Linked DNA regions of Homo sapiens: region 2 is linked to region 1. A link is an interaction called in ENCODE POLR2A ChIA-PET data of the cell type or tissue named here. Cell type or tissue: PC-9. All regions are shown on one strand. Each heading gives the region's core, and the rest is flanking DNA. Links, peaks and the distances in the headings are about the cores only. Region 1 overlaps NF2 (NF2, moesin-ezrin-radixin like (MERLIN) tumor suppressor). Region 2 overlaps LOC105372988 (a long non-coding RNA gene).

What was found. Peaks named below come from ENCODE experiments on the same cell type or tissue, not always from the same donor. Only the 100,000 strongest peaks of a DNase experiment are listed, where the experiment ranks them.
Region 2: POLR2A ChIA-PET joins it to region 1 with 6 read pairs; 2 of 35 experiments call an interaction of 5 or more read pairs at or near these places.

Annotation. Positions count from the first base shown.
Region 1 is chr22:29,616,589-29,619,506 of GRCh38, forward strand. The region is part of intron 1 of NF2 (NF2, moesin-ezrin-radixin like (MERLIN) tumor suppressor); the gene reads left to right. Among named protein-coding and RNA genes, the nearest start is that of NF2, 14 kb to the left of the region's middle. In PC-9, for the core only: no CTCF peak of the experiment used is centred there; a DNase peak (open chromatin) is centred at 1,683; H3K4me3 peaks cover 1,794 bases; H3K27ac peaks cover 2,500 bases.
Region 2 is chr22:30,183,774-30,186,691 of GRCh38, forward strand. LOC105372988 (a long non-coding RNA gene) reads right to left here. Exons shown (of 3, transcript NR_188588.1): 3 at 1-1,008. It also overlaps a transcript of HORMAD2 not described here. Among named protein-coding and RNA genes, the nearest start is that of LIF-AS1, 54 kb to the right of the region's middle. In PC-9, for the core only: no CTCF peak of the experiment used is centred there; no DNase peak of the experiment used is centred there.

The DNA.
Region 1 (2,918 bases), core at 295-2,794:
AAAATTAGCTGGGCGTGATGGCACACGCCTGTAATCCCAGCTACTCGGGAGGCTGAGGCAGGAGAATCACTTGAACCTGGAAGGCGGAGGTTGTGGTGAGCTGAGATCACGCCGTTGCACTCCAGCCTGGGCAACAAGAGTGAAACTCCGTCTCAAGAAAAAAAAAAAAAAAAAGTAAAAATCATTCTTAGTTCTCAGGCCACACAAAAATAGGTGGTGGGTTGGATTTGTCCTGTGGGCCATAGTTTGCTGATCTCTGATCTAAGTTACTATTTGATAGATGTTAGATGTTGTGAGAGGGTAAGAGAGACTAGCCTATAAGGAAAGGGATTTTAGTTTTTTGGGGGTTTTTTTTTTTGAGACGGAGTCTCGCTCTGTCGCCCAGGTTGGAAAGCAATGGTGTGATCTCAGCTCACTGCAACCTCTGTCACCCAGGCTCAAGCGATTCTTCTGCCTCAGCCTCCCAAGTAGCTGGGATTACAGGCATGTGCCACCATGCCCGGCTAATTTTTGTATTTTTAGTAGAGATGGGCTTTCACCATGTTGGCCAGGCTGATCTTGAACTCCTGACTTCAGGTGATCCGCCCTCCTTGGTCTCCCAAAGTGCTGGGATTACAGGTGTGAACCACTGTGTCCATCCAGGAAAGGGATTTTGTATGACATTTTTCAGCCGCAATTTTGCCAGGAAAAGCTCTTTTTTCTTCATTAAGTAGATTCCAGACCCAAAGATGTTGGACAGTATTATCAGCTAGAGCAAGGTTTTTCAACCCTGGCACTATTGACATTTTGGCTGGATGATTCTTTGTTGTGGGGAGCTGTCTTGTATGTTCTAGGATGTTTAGCAGGATCTCTGGCCTCTACCTACTAGATGCCAGTAGCATTCCCCCACCCCATCCCAGTTGTTGTGACAACCAAAAATGTCTTCAGACATTGTCAAGTGTCCCTGGGGTAGGGAGGACACCCTCCAATCTCCTCTTTCTCCCTACCCAACCTCCATGACCACATTGAGAACCACTGATCTATAGAAAAGGATAATAGTAGTGACATTCAGAGAGGCAGGATGGTATAGTGCAAAGCTTGCCAAACTTTAATTTTACATAAATGACCTGGGGAATCTTGGAAAAATGTAGGTTCTGATTCAGTAGTTCTGGGATGGAAGTGAGAATTTTGTATTAATAACAAACTCTCAGGTGATGATACCTGTGCCACCGGCCCAAGGACCACACTTTGAATAGCAGAGCAGTAGTAGAAAGTGCATCGGCTTTGAAAGAAGACAGACCTGGGCTTGAATTCTAGCTAAAATACTTCTACTTTGGACAAGTTACATAGCTCTCTGGACCTTATTTTCTCATTGGTAAAATGAGACTAATAATGCTGACCCTGCAGAGTTCTTATAAGGATTCATGGAATGCATAGTCCCTGGCAGAAAGGAAGATATAGGAGGGACTATAATTGGCCTAAAGTAGGAGGCTCTGGTTACCATGGGCACTGCCCTGTTGTGATTTATCAAGCCATTACACCTCACTGAACCTCAGATTTCCAGTGGAAAAACCTGTTTGTAAACCATGTTCACATATTCTGTTGAAAGTAATCATAGTTTGATTTATGATGATAGGGCTCAGGTAAGTGATTAGTTTTATTCTCCTGCCTGCTTTTTATGTTGTCCATTAATGAGCAAGGTGCTGATGCAAGGAGATGGCAGATGCATTTTGAAAAAAAAGGAGAGAGAGAGTACTTGTAGAATTCTTGACTTTATTGAGGTCAAATGTAGGTGGCTTTTCAAGAAGGACTCAATTTCAGAACCGGTGGCATTTAACATATGAGTCATGTTACCTTATGCTAATAAGTTCAGACTTTTTTTCTTTTTACTGCAGAGATAGGGGGAAAAATCTCCTGCACTACTTGCTGCATTGCTCAATTGGCTGGATGCTTTGGAAGATTTTTCCACTTGAAAGATTTGTTGTTTGTCATTTTGAGAAAGTGGGTGCTGAGTGTAATTTGCCAGGAGGCTAAACGGCTATGTTATTTCTTATCTAGGCTGGAATTTTACTCTAATAATTCAATCTATCAGTAAGAAAAGCCAAATAGGAAGTTGTAAGAGATCCTAATACTATCTTATATTGAAAACAAAGCCTCCTTCTCCTGTTGTTTGGCATTCTAAATGTTTTCACATACCTAAGTGAGATTATGATTGTATTAAATACCAACATTGCAGATCATTCCAGCATACAAGTGGACGTAAGTTGTCCATAACAGAAGGAACTTTCTAAAGGGGAAGACAGATAGAACAATTCTGGCATTTTCAGTAAAATCTTAAATCCTAGGCTCCCTAGGACCAGGCAAACCATCCCCTTCAAGGATGTAAACTCTGGAGGGCAGTGTAGTTGTACAGGGTAATAGTTCTATACTCTATATTAGTGCAACAAGAAACTTCTATTCCTGTTTCAGAAGTAAGACTGTTATCTACCTTTTTTTTTTTGAGATGGAGTTTCACTCTTGTTGCCCAGACTGGAGTGCATGATCTCAGCTCACCAAAACCTCTGCCTCCTGGGTTCAAGTGATTCTCCAGCCTCAGCCTCCCGAATAGCTGGGAATACAGGCATGTGCCAACACGCCCTGCTAATTTTTAGATTTTTAGTAAAGACAGGGTTTCTCCATGTTGGTCATGCTGGTCTCGAACTCCTGACCTCAGGTGATCCACCTGCCTTGGCCTCCCAAAGTGCTGGGATTACAGGCACGAGCCACTACGCCTGGCCTGTTATCTACCTTTTTACCGCTGTGCTCTCCCATGGGTTTTTTTTGTTTGTTTGTTTGTTTGTTTGTTTTGAGATGGAGTCTCGCTCTGTTGCCCAGGCTGGAGTGCAGTGGCGTGATCTCAGCTCACTTCAACCTCTGTCTCCTGGGTTCAAGCAATTCTC
Region 2 (2,918 bases), core at 1-2,500, 570 kb after region 1:
AAGACCAATCCTTAGTAGGTTGATATAGAAGGAAGTTGTCCAGAAGCCTTCAAGTGTACTTTTAACTTGTCAGTTAAAAGAAAGCCAGTAGCCTTACTTCATAGGCATTAGCCAGTGGGCAGATTTTCACTTCATTCCCCTGCCTTCAATGTGCACAACCCCATGATGTTTTCTTCTAAGAAATTATAACATTTAGAACTATCTCTGTATGTTAAAGAATTGGTGTGGTCAGGGCATTACTGAGAATGACAAGTATCTCTCCCTATCTGTGGGTCCCAGAATATGCATGTCATTCTGAAACCACAAGGAATGCGGTTAAATCCTCTGGTCGCATCTCTCAACAAAGATTTAGCTGTTTCACTGTTGCCTCCAAAGAGCTTTTTTCCTGGACTAAGATGTTAATTCACAGTGATGTCTACTAATGGGTCTTCCATAAAGAGGAGTCTATTAAAGGAATTAATTACATTACATGTTCAGAAACTTCCCAGCATAATGAAATGACTCTCTAGCTGAAATAGTATGAGAAGGAAACCATTGAACTAAATCATAATGGAGACAAGTTTCCATAAAGTGAAATGCAAGTTTGCTAATATAACTGTAGACTATGAGAGACAGAACAGTGAAAATGCTAATAATGAAACTTTTCACTCACTGATGGAGTTTTATTAAATATAGATCATCTTTTTCCAAACATTTCAAGTTACTTATCATCTTCTATTTGAGGCCTAAGTTTGCCACTTATTAACATTGTCAATTAACCTTAAAATGCTATTTTAATGTTTTGGTTTTTTTTTAAACAAGAAAATAGTTGTCCTCAGTCAACATAGAATAAAAGAAAATAGACTCAGGTTGCATTCGATGGCATTCAAATTCCAGAGGAGGTGGTAGAACGATCTATTCTGGAAATCTAGGTTGGTTTTGACACCGTGCTGCCTAAAGCCTGGGGAGTAGATTAGATGACTTTCTGCTCTCTTATTCCACAGTATGGTCCATTTTCACACTGCAAATCTACAGAAATGATAATAGCAGAAGAAAAAGATAACAGCAGGTTAAGTGTGGTGCTAGGGATTGTGCTGGCAACTGGCAAACCACCAATTCATTGGTTTCTAGGTAGATATGGGACAGTGGTGCAAGGCAGGGTAACATGGAATATTCATTACAGTCAAAGTCTGGATTGTAATCTTAATCTTGGTTCTCCCTTTATTTCTGGACAAGTCTCTTAGTTCTCTATTCCACTGTTTCTTTAGTTGCAAAATGTGGATAGTGAACCTGTCTTTCCACCTAGGGTTTTTAACAACCAGGAGATAGAAGCAGTGGGTTATGACAGTCTACTCTAAATCTGGCACAGTACCTGTGATCCCTCTGCCTGGGCTCTGGGATAGTTTGGAGGAGGAATGGAGGGTTCCCTTGAGGGACCAGCCCATTCATCATCAGTGGTTCTAGAGAGATCCTGATCCCAGGAACCAGGAGAGCCTGGACCAGTTCTCTGGCCCCTCCTCCAGGCATTTGGGTTACTGTCGAGCAAAAGCGAGCTTCGTCGGAACCTAGTTTATGCTTAACTGAAACTTGGGCATTAGTCAGAAACAACTCAGCCTTCAAAATGAGGCCCACAGGGAAGCTGTTTTTATTAATGAAACTCATTTATGATTATAGTATATAAAGCAATCATTTGCATGCTATGAACTGTTTAAGAGATTATGGTGATGATACAATGTGTAGAGAGGTAGAAAAGTTACAGAGTTTACAAGACGATAAACCACCTTTCAATAACTTACTATTGTTTAGATTTCAAGTGCTTCTTAAAATGGATAAGCTAAATAAACTCTAACATAGTTCTAGCTAAAAGTCATTAGTCTAACAGTTCTGGTGGAAACTGTTAAACCAATTCTGCAACCAAAAAGATAAACAGCTAAAAACTGCCAGGTATCAGTATTATTGTAATATTCCCTTTATCAAAAACCTATAACTGAAATTTATAGGTAAGAGTTTACAGTAAGCAGCAGGTACCTGGAAACTTGTCAGTTAAGGTTTCCCTTTATAGAAGAACCTCTGCTGTAAGCTTTTCAGCCCTCTAAAGCCAGTAAAATTAAAAAAAAAAAAATAAAAAGAGCTTTCACTATTAGTTTCTAAGGAAATTATATAAAGGTCATAATACTAAGAGAAAAGCTTTAAATTGTCATTTCCAATAGGACATAAGCCTCCTAAGAAAAAAACAACCTTGTGTGTTTTTCTTGGGGGGGGAGGCATATATAAATAACAATCAAAAATCTTTTTCTTTCTTGATTTAATTTTAAAGGTGATAGTTAACTAAATCACTTTAAAATGACTTCCTGCTGCTCCCCCAACCTCCTCAAAATTAAGAATACAACAAATATTTGCATAGGTTTATTATTCACATTTAATCATGAATAATTCACTTTGTACAGACAGCTGGGTAAACAAGAGATTTGGAGTTTCCTTTTTCTAGAATATTTTTCCATTGGCTGAAAGGAAACAGCATCAGTGGTGATTTTATATGATTTTCAGTGCCATCTTGTTTTCTCTCCTCTGGATAGGAGACCCCTCCTCCCTCCCTCCTTCTGTCCTTTTTTTTTTTTTTTTCTGTTTACTTATTTCTGCCAGCTTTTGGGCTACACCTCATCAACATAACATTTTTCATTACAAAATGAAAAAATAGCTCAATCATTCAGTTTTTTATTCTGCAAGACAACATAAAGTGTTTGTTTCTCACTTTCCACAATATTAGAGTTTTTTTAAACTGTGGGTTTGCTTTTGTGTGAAGACCCTCTTACTGATGGGAAAATATCTTTCAGAACTAATTCTGCCTCATCATTACCTCCTCCATCTTTTCCTATCAGCCATTAACAATTTCACAATTATTTGACTGTCTGCCACAAAGTTGGTTCTCATTTCCCTCT